Linked DNA regions of Homo sapiens: region 1 is linked to region 2. The links are chromatin contacts, found by Hi-C in ENCODE. All regions are on one chromosome and are shown on one strand. The core of a region is the stretch at or near the end of the contact, and the rest is flanking DNA. Distances in the headings are between cores, read along the strand shown. Region 1 holds the start of MX2 (MX dynamin like GTPase 2). Region 2 holds the start of BRWD1 (bromodomain and WD repeat domain containing 1).

Region 1 (6,648 bases), core at 1,690-4,189, 2.0 Mb after region 2:
GTTCTTTGTGATGGCAACCCCACAAAACTAATATAGGCCCTTGTAAGTGCTAAGTTCTTAGGTAGGCATAGACGTTTCTGTGTATCAAAAAAGGAGGGCAGTACATTTTTATTCTGGCTGAAATTGCTATGTTTTTGTAGCTTCGTTGATCTTAGTTCACTGTCATGGAATAGGCCGCAGGGGAGCTTCTGGCCAGGCATCGCCCGGGGATCCGGCTTTGGGCTGTGAAGTTCTTGTGATGACGGCCCCTCCTACCCAGTGATGGCCCCTTGGCCCTCTGCTGCCCCTGCAGCTCACTGCTGCGTCCGCACCCGGGGCACAGGACTGTGAATTGCCATTCATTTCCACTTCCTGTTGATGTTTCCCTACAATGTGGTCTTTAGTGTGGAGATTGTCATTCCATCTCTGAAGGCACTGGGCACTGCCAGCCCCCAGCCCAGTCCCCCACCGGTGGGCACCACGCAAGGGGGCTTGCCACATCAGAGTCACATTTCCTACGCATTGTGGACCCTGCTGGTTACCCCTCACACCCGCCCCGTGACAGGGTCATGATGATTTAACCTAGTGGGGCTGGTGAGGCACAGAGAGGCTAAGGACCAAACAGCCAGTCTGGGTGCAGTGGCTCACAACCAAATTCCCAGCACTTTGGGAAGCCAAGGTGGGCAGATCACTTGAGGTCAGGAGTTCATGACCATCCTGGCCAACATGGTAAAACCCCATCCCTACTAAAAATACAAAACAAATTAGCTGGGCATGGTGGCACATGCCTATAATCCCAGCTACTTGGGAGGCTAAGGTGGGAGGATTGCTTGAACCTGGGAGGCCGAGGTTGCAGTAAGCAGAAATCTCACCACTGTACTCCAGCCTGGGCAACAGAGCGAGACTCCATCTCAAGCAAACAAAAAAGAAACAAAGAGCCAGGTCACACGGACAATGACAGGGTGGAGTTCCACTCCAAGGTGCACCCGCTGCTCCTGTGCTCTGCTGGGAGGGACACACCCCAGGTAAGAACCCTGCTTGTCTACAGCACTTCACCATTGCCTTTGTCCTGTTAATTCAGGAAAGCATTTGCTTGATCTTTCCTTCTGTGATTGGAGAGGCCATGGGAGAGTGGATGCATGCTGGCTCTGGATGGCTCCAGGTGCTGCAGGTGCTTCCAGGTGGCCAGGAACTTCATCAGCACACAGAGGCGCTGGCGCTTTCCATAGAGTCAGCGTGCCAGGGCAGGAGGCGGGCACTGGGGCTTCTGGACTTCGCCTCTTTACCAAGCTGCACACTGTAACGCTCCCTGATGTGGAGCTGAGGGAAGAGCTCCGCCCAGCGGCTGTGACCGAGGCCTGAGCAGCAGCATCTTTTCTGGCCCCGGCCCCTGTGCTTGGATGCTGCGTGGGACATTCATTCACCCTCAGGGCTTTAGTGCTCAGAACGCAAGAACCCTGTCCTTGAAGTTTGCATGCGCAGGCACCTCTGGTCCTTCCCAGGGCTGCTGGTGAGGGGCGTGCAGGAGGGGGATGCTGCCTTGACAGAGGGTGGAGGGTCCCCTGAGCTGGCCCGAGCTGCTCGTGTCCCTCTGTCCGGCTTCTCTGAGGCCTTTCTTTGTGCCTTCCTTGAAGCAGTAGGCCGGCCCAGGCCCTGTTGTGAAAGACATTCCTAGTGAAACCGAATGTCACATCACGCTGCCAAGTCTGAGATTCACATTCCTCCCCTCACTCCTCAGCCTCTGTCCGCCCGGGCTCTTGGGAAGAGAAGTGGTTCAGGGATAGGTGATCCTGACGATGATCTCCTGGTGTTAATATTTCTAATGCCAAGGTTTTGAAAAACATGTTAAGTTTCTAAATATCTTCCGTAAAGTTAAGCCTGCACTCAAGGGAAGTCACTACAATGACTTAGCCAAGAGGAGCTCAGGAGTTTTTTTAAACGTATAGTGTTGATGTCTGGGAGAGGATCACGGGTGGATAGGAGAGCTGAGAGCCTGCTTCCTCCCTCCCAGCCATCACTGCCAGTCCTTGAGAGGCTTGGTCCCCTCCCCGGTGTCTGGAGGGCTCCTCCTGGAGGTTCCCAGACCTCTTGGCTCTGGTGATGGGAATGCCTGGCCCTCCTTGACTTTGGTCACAGAGCAGGAAGCCTTAGGGAGCATGCGGTTGTGCACCTTCACTTTTGCAGGTGAAAAGTAACTGAGGACCAGAAAGATGACATGCAGCTGGCTCAGGGCTGAGTTCCGGAGCCTGGGGTTTGTCCTGGGGCCTCCTTATCTCCAATGGGAAGAAAACCGTCTTGGTTTTGCGGCGGGGACCTCAGGCACGGGTGCTTGGAGAAAGCTGTTGACCCTCCTTCTTTGGGTTTTCCGCACCTAATGAGGGGAGAGGTGACATTTGTCAGGTGCGGCTCAGGCATGAAGCTAAGCAGGACAGCTCAGAGCGTCCAGATCATGTACCTGAGAGCATGTCCTCGGCTGTAACAGGAGTGCATCTGTGAGGCCCGATACACGAACCACACGTGGCTATTCATTCAAATTACATGGAGTTCGAAGTCCAGTTCCTTGGTCGCAGTAGTCACATTTCAGAGCCACACAGGTGGTACTGGATGGCACTGTCAGGGCAGAACCTTCCAGTGACTGAGCCACTCTGAGCTGCCCCCATGCCAGCCTCCCCTGGAATCTGTTAGCAATGCTGATTCTCAGGCCCAGCCCAGACCTGACAGATCAGACTCTCTGGCGGGGGTGGGGGGACAGCCGCCCCGTCTCCACAGCTCTCCCAGGATTCGGATGCAGCTGGAGTTTGGGGACCACTCTGTGAGTCATCTGGAGAGCACGCTGATAACTCAGTTTCATTTCTGTGGCCAGATCAAGTAGTTTCATTTCTCTCCCTGTTTGTTGATGACGGAGCAGGGGAGGGAGTGGTTCATATGCCACATAAAAGTGAAGTGGAGGAAAGGGAAGAGATGATTTCTCCATCCTGAACGTGCAGCGGTAAGAGCGGGGCCGGTGCAGGGAGGGCTGCTTTGTGTCTGATGCACAGCAGATGCGTGTTTAAAAAATATTTCCTGAGTAACGTGACATCTGCTTGGTGAATGTGGCTTGTGCTGGGAGGCAGGAGCCACAAAGATAAGATTCTGGTGTGAGGAGCAGAAAGGGCCCATGTTGCCACCAGCCCACAGTAGCCTTGTGCACAGACAAAGAGGCTCTGGAGGGGAAGTGGCTGGCCCTGGGGACAGGGTGGCCTCCATCCTGATCTGGCCAAAAGTCGGGTGGACGCAAAGGGGTGGTTTTTAGGACAGCTTTGCTCAGCGTCCTACAAAGTCTGGGGGTTGAGTAAGGAGCTTTGTGCCCGAAAAGTCGTCTCGGAGGGTTTCAAGTGTTCCTTCTTTTGTGGTATTTGTGATGCTCTGACGTAACCTTAGTGACGGTGATATGCTGGGAAATTGGCTCTCATGGGGCGGGGCAGGGCAGAGGGTGGTGCCTGATTTCTAGCCTTTGCCGATTCTCTTCCGTTCTCATGGTGTGAATGCTCCCACCGTGGCCAGTTCCCAGCCAGTAGGGGCCAACTCCAGCACTCTGGACCACTGCACCCTGGATCGCCTGCACTCTGGGGGCTGAAGTCCATTTTATAATTGATATAGAGCGGAAAGGAGACATGGTGGTATTGATGACGCAGTTTTTTTTTCTTTTTTTTTTTTTTTTTTTTTTTTTTGAGAGAAGTTCTCGTTCTGTTCCCCAGGCTGGAGTGCAGTGGCGTGATCATGGCTCACTGCAGTCTCAAGCTCCCGGGCTCAAGGGATCCTCCCACCTCAGCCTCCCAAGTAGCTGGGACTACAGGTGTGCACCACCACACCTGGTTAATTTTATTTCTTTTTGTAGAGACAGGGGCTCTCTATGTTGCCCAGGCTGGTCTCAAACTCACTGGCTCAAGAAGTCCTTACGCCTCAACCTCCCAAAGCACTGGGATTACAGGCGTAAGCCACCCCATTCGGCTTTGATGACACCTTTTGAACACTGTTCTTTCTCATTTTGTGTTTAGAATGTTGTCTCTAGCTGTTTAAAAAGATCAGGATTCCAAGCTATCTTTCCTCGCACCCTCTCCTCCGTTTACTCTGCTCTACTTCCCAGCCCCGCGCCAACCCCTGAAGCACTTTTGACTCCCTTCGGATGTACAATTTTTTTTTCTTTTTCTTTTTTGAGACAGGGTCTTCCTGCTCTGTTTCCCAGGCTGGAGTGCAATGGTACCATCATAGCTCACTGCAGCCTTAAACTTCCGGGCTCAAGTGATCCTCCTGCCTCGGCCTCCCAATGCATTGGGATTACAGGTGTGAGTCCCTGCGTCTGGCCAGGATGTATGTGAGCTTTATTTAGGTTTAGCCCCTGCCCTAGAATGCAAGCTCCCCCAGAGATCTTTGTCTGCCTGACTCGATATGTATCTCAAGGACTTAGTGCTCAATATATATCTTTGAGTGGGTGAAAAACAAGCGGTCTTAAAAAGAAAGGAGGTGAGCCCGGGGAGATAAGGTCGCATTCAGTGCCAGTGCTTGGTCAGCCATGACCCTGCACCATGCGAGTGACATTGGGACTGGAGCAAAGGGACACAGCAGAGTGGCCCCTGGTGCCCAGGACCCGGCAGAGCTCTCGGACTGGTTGCAAGCCAGCAATAGTGGCTATGCCCGTGTGGGAGACGCAGCTTGCCTTAGACTTCAGCGGGAACCACCATGTCCGGCACAGCCATTTCCATCCTTCCCAGGGGTGCTTACGTGATCCTGGCAGTCTCAGTCAAACTTCCAAACTCAGCAGGGAATGTGTGTGCTTGTCCTCCAATCTCAACACCCTGGGATGCAGTGTCAGGTGCAGGTCAGAGACAGCAGTGGAGACCCGATTCCCAGCCCTGGGCTGGGGCCCCCACAAGGCCTCCAGCATCTCCCCATGGCCCAGTTTCCTCATCTGCAGGACAGGCTCTCTTGAGAATTTGGGGGGATGATAGACCCAAAAGCATTCTGGAGCCAGAGGCTTCTGCCTTCGTCGGGGGCATCAGGGAGTGTCAGTCATGAATTCACCATGACTTCTGACCACCTCTGCCTGGACTCCCTCACCTCAGTGCTGCCTAAGCTGGGTAACCACCAGCTTCCTGGGCCTTCACCCCGCAGGGCCTTCCTCTCCAGTGATGCGCCTGGAAAGAGGGATTTCTCTTTGCAAAGGTCTCTGGAATTGCCAAGTTATGGCTTTAAGCATATGTAGGGAAACTCCCTCCCCTTTGCACTTTTGGAGTTTTTTTCCAGCCCTCAATAGAAATCAATACAGTGACCAGGCTGCCCTTTTCACCACACTCTCAGGCTCCTGAGGACCCTGGTGGAAGATGGACTAAGCACATCCTGGGCATCGGGGACAGGCACCGGCTCCTCAAGCGTGGACAGGGACAGGGATGGGGCGGGGCAGCGCTGCAGGAGGTGGGGCCTGGGCTGATTTTCTTGCTGTACTACTTTCAGTCACTACGTACCTGTTATGGGTTGAACTAGGCTCCCTGTATTAGTCAGAGTTCTCTAGAGGGACAGAACTAATGGAATATAAAAAAATAAATATATACATATATATGGAAGTTTACTAAGTATGAATTTACAGGATCACAAGGTCCACAATAAGCAATCTGCAGCCTGAGGAGCAAGGGGAGCCAGTGTGAGTCCCAAAACCTGAAGAACTTGGAGTCCAATGTTCGAGGGCAGGAAGCATCCAGCACAGGAGAAAGCTGTAGGCTGGGAGGCTAAACCAGTCTCTCTTTTCACATTTTTCAGCCTGCTTTATATTCTAGCTTTGCTGACAGCTGATTAGATGGTGCCCACCTAGACTGAAGGTGGATCTGCCTTTCCAAGCCACTGACTCAAATGTTAATCTCCTTTGGCAACACCTCACAGACACACCCAGGATCAGTACTTTGCATCCTTCAACCCAATCAAGTTGACACTCAGTATTAACCATCACACCCCTCAAATGTATATGTTCAAATCCTAACCTCAGAACCTCTGAATGTGACCTTAGTTGGAAATAGGGTCTTTGCAGATGTAATTAAAGACGAGGTTGTTTTCCAGTAGGGTGGGCCCTAATCCAATATGACTGGTATCCTTATAAAACAGGAAAATTTGTTTGTTTGTTTGTTTGTTTGTTTGTTTAACTTCTATTTTAGGTTCAGGGGTCCATGTGCAGGTTTGTTACATGGGTAGATTGTGTCATGGGAGTTTAGTGCACACATTATTTCATCACTCGGGTAATAAGCGTAGTAGCCAATGGATAGCTTTTTGCTCCTCTCCTTCCTCCCACCCTCTACCCTTGAGTAGGCTCAGGTGTCTCTTGTTCTCTTCTTTGTGGCCATGTGTGTTTAATGTTTAGCTCCCACTAATAATTGAGAACATGTGGTATTTGGTTTTCTGTTACTAGATTAGTTTGCTTAGGATTATGGCCTCCAGTTCCATCCATGTTCCTGCAAAGGACATGATCTCATTCTTTTTGATGGTTGCATAGTATTCCATAGTGTATATGTACCACGCTTTTTTATCCAGTCTACCATTGATGGCCATTTAGGTTGATTCTATGTCTTTGCTATTGTAACGGTGCTGCCATGAACATTCGTCTGCATGTGTCTTTGCGGTAGAATGATTTCTATTCCTTTGGGT
Region 2 (7,318 bases), core at 4,762-7,261:
ATTAAGGAATCAGGTTATGATAGAAGATTATAGGCTATGACTTGGAACTTGGGTGCACTGCCAGATACTTTAAGTCTTAGGCTGAGCCTTTTTTAATAGTAAAACCCCTTTAAAACAAAAACCTCTTTTACAATTTTGTATTTCCCACAAGTCTTGAAACTAATCCCATTATCATTTAATTTTCACAGTGGAACTCTAAAAGACCCTTCCATCCTGAGGGTAGCTAATTTCTTTCCTCTATAGATTCTGTATTGTCCTTGACTATAGAGATCTATCATTCTATAGGTATTTCATTTGTAACTTGGGGACACTTAATGATCATGGTAGTGTGATTGATGAGCTACAGTCTAGCAATATAGCAGTGCAGGTAGAGACTAGAAACTTGGGAGCTGGACACGGAGGCTCACACCTGTAAACCAAGGTTTTGTAAACTTTTTTTCTACAGATGAGGTGTTGCTTATGTTGCCCAGGCTGCTCTCAAACCCCTGGCACCAAGTGATCCTCCCACCTCAGACTCTCAAGTCTCTGTGTAGCCTTAGCCACCACACTTGGCTTCAATTCTTATAAGAAGCAAAAGTAGGCCTGGCAAGGTGACTCATGCCTGTAATCCCAGCACTTTGGGAGGCCAATGCAGGTGGATCACTGAAGGTCAGGAGTTCGAGACTAGCCGGGCCAACATGGTGAAACCCCGTCTCTACTAAAAACACAAAAAGTAGCCAGGCATAGTGGTACATGTCTGTAATCCCAGCTACTCAGGAGGCTGAGGCAGGAGAACTGCATGAACCTGTGAGGCAGAGGTTGCAGTCAGCCAAGATTATACCACTGCACTCCAGCCTGGGCAACAGAATGACACCTTGTCTCAAAAAAAAAAAAAAAAAAAAGCAAAAGTACCAAAAATACTCTTGCCCCCAAATACAGGTTGGAATAACAGCATGGTCACAAGTTTAAGATAAATTGTGGCTTTACAAACACTAATACTAGAATCATCTAAAAAGCTTTTTAAAATACTGATGTCCAGTCCCACCACAAAGATTCTGATTTAACTGGTTTGGGGCATACTCTGGGCAACCAGATTTTATAAAGCTCCCCAGATGATTCTCATCTGAAGATGAAAACCACTAAGAAAAAGGAACAAGTTACCATCATAAGGAACAATAAGACAAATACAGAATGTAAAACATTCTACAGGATAAATGATTTGGTCTCCAGTAAATCAATGGCATAGAAACAAGACTATTCAAGATAAAAAGAGATTTAAGATAATCAGGGAAGGGGCAGGATGCGGTGAGTCACACCTATAATCCCAGCACTTTGGGAGGCCGAGGCGGGCAGGTCACAAGGTCAAGAGATGGAGACCATCCTGGCCCACATGGTGAACAGCCGTCTCTACTAAAACTACGAAAATTAGCTGGGCATAGTGGTGTGCGCCTGTAGTCCCAGCTACTTGGGAGGCTGAAGCAGGCAAATCGCTTGAACCCGGGAGGCAGAGGTTGCAGTGAGCCGAGATCACACCACTGCACTCCAGCCTGGCGACAGAGTGAGACTCCATCTCAAAAAAAAACAAAACAAAAATCAGGGAAGGTGTGGTGGCTCACACCTGTAATTCCAACTTTGGGAGGAGCATTTGAGACCAGCCTGGACAACATAGCGAGTCTTTTTCTCTAGGGGAAAAAAAAAAAACTTAGCCAGGTGTGGTGGCACATGCCTGTGGTCCCAGCTACTCAGGAGGTGGAGGGCTGAGGTGGGAAGATTGCTTGAGCCTGGGAAATGGAGGCTTCAGTGAGCTGTGATCACACCACTGCACCCCAGCCTGGGTAATAGAGTGAGACCCAGGGTGGGGCGGGGAGAGAATCAATCAGTCAATGCATGTATGGACCTTTCTCAAGACCAAATCAAACTAATTGTAAAAAGACACCCAGGGAGGCCGGGCGCGGTGGCTCACGCCTGTAATCCCAGCACTTTGGGAGGCAGAGGCAGGCGGATCATGAGGTCAGGAGATCGAGACCATCCTGGCTAACACAGTGAAACCCCGCCTCTACTAAAAATACAGAAAAATTAGCCGGGCGTGGTGGCGGACGCCTGTAGTCCCAGCTACTCGGGAGGCTGAGGCTGGAGAATGGCGTGAATCCGGGAGGCGGAGCTTGCAGTGAGCCGAGATCGCACCGCTGCACTCCAGCCTGGGCGACAGAGCGAGACTCCGTCTCAAAAAAAAAAAAAAAAAAAAGACACCCAGGGAACAAAAAGAAAATCTGGATATGGACTCTGTGATATTGGCACTTGATGATATAATAAGCAGTCCTTATTTTTTAGAGATGAACTCTGACAAACTTAGAGATGAAATGTAGTGTCTGGAATCTGCCTTAAAACATTCCAACACATTAACCAGTGAAATGAATGGCTTTCTGGAATTTGCTTAAAAACAAGGGAGCAGACAATATGCAACATTCTCTGATAATCACTGAAGTTGGAAAATGGGCACCTAGTGGGTGGGTCATTTATTCTATTATTTTTGTTTGAAGATGTCCATTGATAGTTTCTTAAAACATATGTATACCTCAAACAGAAACCAAAGTAAATATAGCAAGTTAGTAACTTTCAAAATTCAAATTTGTTGGCCAGGCGCAGTGGCTCACGCCTGTAATCCCAGCACTTTGGGACACAGAGGCGGGCAGATCACCTGAAGTTAGGAGTTCAAGACCAGCCTGGCCAACATGGTGAAACCCCTTCTCCACTAAAAATATAAAAATTAGCCAGGTGCCTGTAATCCCAGCACTTTGGGACACAGAGGCAGGCAGATCACCTGAAGTCAGGAGTTCGAGACCAGCCTGGCCAACAGGGTGAAACCCCATCTCTACTAAAAATACAAAAATTAGCCAGGTGCCTGTAATCCCAGCTACTGAGGAGGCTGAGGCAGGAGGATCACTTGAACCCAGGAGGCAGAGGTTGCAGTGAGCCGAGGCTGCTCCTCAAAACAGACTGTCTCAAAAAAAAAAATTATTATTATTCAAATTTGATGATATACAGCGGTGCATTACATTATTCTCATTTGTGTACATCTGAAATACTTCTTTTTTGTTGTTGCGTTTCGAGACAGGGTCTCGCTCACCTAGGCTGGAGCACAGTGGCTTGATCAGGGCTCACTACATCCTCAACCTCACTTTAGGCAGGTCTAGAACTCCTGGCCTCAAGCGTCCTGCCAAAGTGCTGGGATTACAGGTGTTAGCACCGCAGCTGGCCTGGAATACTTCTTAATAAGGTATTTTTAAAAGACTTTGAAAGTTTAGAAACGATACATATACCATTAACAAAAGAATAATTCTCTACACATGAGGCTCATCATCACTCAGTCCTGGGGGACTGGAGGGCAGAGAGGAAGGTAAAAAAAGAAAGGACACCCACCAGACAGACCAAATCAGGGAGGCAATGATAGATGCCATATGTCATAGCCAAATCACAGCCATATTATCACAGAATTTAAGTGATTTTAAACAATAGTAAGTAGGGTTTTAAGCAATTCTACCAACAAAAGCCAAAAAATTTATATAAATTTTTTTTTTAAAAAAAAGAAACTAGGCCTTGCTCCATCTCCCAGGCTGGAATGCAGTGGCAGGAGGATAGTTCAATGCAGCCTCAAACTCCCAGAGTCAAGTGATCCTTCCGCCTCAGCCTCCGAAATAGCTGGGACTACAGGCACGCACCACCACAGCCGCCTAATTTTCTGTTACTTATTCTTTGTGGAGACAAGAGTTGGTCTGAACTCCTGGCCTCAAGTGATCCTCCCACCTCGGCCTCCTAATGTGCTGAGATTGCAGCCATGAGCCACTGCACCCAGCCCCTATAAATGTATTTTAAAAGTAACTTTTCCAGTAGTTACAGCACTACATTTGTTTCAAGTTATTTTCTCTCAGGTAGCACGACAACAGCGTCATAACCAGTAATGCTTTTCCGCTTCACCGATAAGGCTATATTATCCGTGAAGAAAACTAAAAGAGGGCATCCTTTAAATGTTTCCTCAACGTTTACAAAAATAAACTATCTCAAAATGTCAAACTCAACACATTGCCATCAGAATTTTTAGAACTCATTCCCTTGAAAACATCCACTGTTAAAGTGTTTACTTCAAAATCTAAGAAAGCAAATATTAAAATTATTTATTACTTGCACCAGGCTTCAAGTGTTAACTGTTCATGGAAATAACACATCCTCTGGTCTCTTCTGTTGTCTAATTCAAAACCAGTAATCTTCTACCACTTTTTTTTCTTCTTTTCACTTGCCACCATACTCTACCACTCAAGTGTTACAGGTCTTCCAACTGTGGTAAAAGATCACTCAGAAGCTCTTTTCTTTCTCAATTGTTTTCCTTATACAAGATGCTGAATATGGCCTGGCAATTAATGAATTCCTTTATCCTAATAACGAAACGGCAAAAATATATTCCTGAAAAATGTCTCCAGTAAAAACAAACGAATCCCTGCAACTGCTGTAACTATAGATAAAAGCAAGTTATATAGAAACATTAACCAAGTTCACAAAAGAAATGAGACTGTAATGCAAGATTAACCGAGCTCAAAAGAAAAGTGCCTATTTAAAGCACTTTATTGTGTTATCTACAAGATCAGTGTGAAACTCATCAATCAACTACTGCGTTCAACAAATATTGTACAGTAGAAAGGAGCACAAGCACTACAGTGGCATATTCATACAGCTGCAAGATTTTTATGACGCTGCTGACAAAACAAAAAATAAAAAGCTCAACACAAGAACATTTCTCCACCTTCAGAGACCAATGATTCTATTCCTAGGGAACAAGTGGGGGGACAGACCCGGGCGGGGCAAGAGCAGCGAGGCCAATCAGAGCGCGAGTTACAAGCGCGGTGGAGCGGGGAAGCGAATGAAACCGCCCAGTTGAATGGCTGGCTGCGCACGCCACACCCCCGCAGAGGCGGCCGCACCTGGAGCCCCACCCCTGCCGCAGGACCTCCGCGAGTCGCCCCCACCGCTCCGCCCCGCGCCGCCCCCAATGACTGTTTCCTGCCAAAACAAACCTGGCCGCCTCAAAAACAAAACAAAATCTTCAGCCGGGAACGCAGCTATCCCCGGGCCGCCCCCCAGTGCGGGTCACACTTTGCACCCCACGGGCCGGGGTCCCCGCGAGGGGAAGGGGCGGGGGCGGGGGGCGGTGCACGGAAAACCCGGGGAGCAAACGTGCCCAATGCTCACCAACTCCTCGTAGCTCCTGTTGTGCTCGTTGCCCTCCCAGTCCAATCTCTTCGGCAACAACTGGAAAGACACGAAACGCACACGAGTGACCACCCCTCCGGCGCGGGGGGGGCGGGGGGCGGGGGGCCGGGGGCGGGCGGCGGGCGGCGGGCGGGGGGCGCGGGCGAGCATCCCTCAGGGCAAGGTCGGCAGGAGGAACCCGAGGGAGCGCGGGGACGGGCGCGCACAGACCTGGTACTGCTCCAGCTCCTGCACCAGCACCTGCGGCCGAGAGACGCGCGGTCAGGGGTGGGGTCGGGCCCGGGGCGCTCCCGTTTCACCCCCGCCCACCACCCGCGACCCCCGGCGGCGGGGACACTGGGGACGCCAAGTCCGCAGCCGCCCGCGGGCCCGCACTCACCTGGGCCGCTCTCCGACACGGGCCCGCCGATAGGTACCGGGCGATAAGGAAGTACAGCTCTGCGGGAAGACAAGGAGTCAGGTCAAGCCCCGGCGGGGAGGGGAGGGGGACGGGGCCAGGGGAGCCGGGGGAGCCCGGGGAGCCGGGGAAGCCGAAGCAGCCGGGAGCGCCAGGGCGGGGGTGGCACGGCCTCGCGTCTTACCCGACTCGATGAGAGGCACCGGGCGTCGGGCGGACGACGGCTCCGCCATGGCCGGGCGCGGGGCGGGAGGCGGGAGCGAGCGAGCGAGCGGAGCGTGTAGGCCGCGCCGAGGCCTGACCGGGCTGGCGTCCCCTCTTCTCAGGCGCGCGCCGCCGCCGCCGCCGCCGCCGCCATACCGTGCGCGCCGCCTGGACCGACGCCTCCGCGGGGGAGGAAGTAGTTCCTCCGCGGGAGACGAAAAGTAGTCCCTCCGCGGGGGGCGGGGGTTTGCGCCAAGAGAGGACCGGAGCTCGTGTCCCGCCCGGGGAGGCGAACCTCGCTCAGCTCTCTGCCTCCGGGGACTCGATGAGGAGAAAGTGACGCGGAGGCAAAGACCTGGGCGCCGCAGCAGCGAGTGGGGGAGGGGAGGGCGCGTGGTCCGAATCCCTGCGCGCAATGAGGCGGCTGCCCGGGCTTTGTGAGGCGGCAGCGCGACGCCGGGTGGCCCAGCAGCGGGCGGGTGCCGGGGGCGGAAGCGCGGCCACAAGAGGGGGCGATTCACCGCCGCCCCCCGTGGGACCTGGGTCCTCTACGCGGGACCGCAGGGGCCCCGAGTCGCGGGTTGGGCAAGGTCGCCCGCTCCGGGTCGCTCGGAAGGGTCATTTCACGGACCGGTCGTCTGGGGCCAGTGCGTCTTGCCCCGCACGGAAGACCCCTCGCTTCGAGGACAGGAAAGCTTTTAAAGTGAGGATTGGCTCGCCGCGCCTCCCGCAGAGGGGAACGCCGCCCGGACCCGCGCTCCTGGGGCGGGGGCCTCGTATGCTGGCGTTGCCGGAGCGTCTGCGGCGCTGAAGGCTGCCGAGACCCAGCCACATCCCCCACAAGCCAGCAGCCCGGCAGAAAATTACATAAAATGCAGCGCTTCGCCGAGGGGGTGCGAGTCGGGGGAGCAGCGCGCAGCTGCGGCTGACGGCTCGGCTGGATCCATCCAAGCATGGACAGGAAAACGGGACTGTGGGGAGAGGGTGGTGCAGACGGGCCGCAGACCCTCCTTAGGAAGAGAAGCCGGAAACTAGGGAGTCATGTGCAGTTAGAATCCTCTTGGAAGACTAGTAGGATGTGAGGTTGGAGAGGTGGACGACGACCAGAAAATTCCCTTGTCTTGCCAGGCTTCTGACCTAACTATGAGTTTCCTCCGCGCATCCAGCCTGCCCTGCTCTGGCCCCTAAAGTACAGCAGTAACACTCAGTGGTGTCCCTGCCTTCCTGGAATGCGCGTTAACAATTCTGATTCTTACTCATGGCAATAACCTACACACCACATAGACGTTAAATGTGGTTCGGGTCAGACTCTAGGGCAGGACTCACTGCCTGCACCTTGTCTTGGCTCCACCAGCTTGACCTTGAGCAAGTCACAACCTGTGGGTCTCAGTGTTCCTTACTAGTAAACCGTAGGTAATTCCTCACTAGTAAACAGATAATATTTGTGCCTGTCTCAAAGTTGTGAGGATTTAATGA

Evidence for each region. Hi-C counts contacts between places; a loop is a spot of excess contacts on that map. Pooled maps may share reads with other maps.
Region 1: a loop to region 2 is called in a pooled map, with 7 times the contacts of the local background. The contact joins the promoter of MX2 here to the promoter of BRWD1 in region 2. A Hi-C loop is called at or near these places in 2 of 37 single-sample maps with no recorded cell type and 6 of 50 pooled maps.

Annotation. Positions count from the first base shown.
Region 1 is chr21:41,359,088-41,365,735 of GRCh38, forward strand. It overlaps MX2 (MX dynamin like GTPase 2), which reads left to right and starts at 2,940. Exons shown (of 14, transcript NM_002463.2): 1 at 2,940-2,968. RefSeq lists enhancers at 279-1,082, 2,365-2,624, 2,645-3,484 and a silencer at 5,474-5,523.
Region 2 is chr21:39,307,621-39,314,938 of GRCh38, forward strand. BRWD1 (bromodomain and WD repeat domain containing 1) reads right to left here and starts at 6,012. Exons shown (of 41, transcript NM_033656.4): 1 at 5,823-6,012; 2 at 5,621-5,679; 3 at 5,452-5,481; 4 at 5,221-5,280. The coding sequence starts at 5,871. It overlaps BRWD1-AS2 (BRWD1 antisense RNA 2), which reads left to right and starts at 6,287. Exons shown (of 1, transcript NR_111942.1): 1 at 6,287-7,295. RefSeq lists silencers at 4,786-5,185, 5,206-5,285, 5,476-5,725, 5,836-5,895, 5,966-6,075 and 1 more and an enhancer at 6,805-7,318.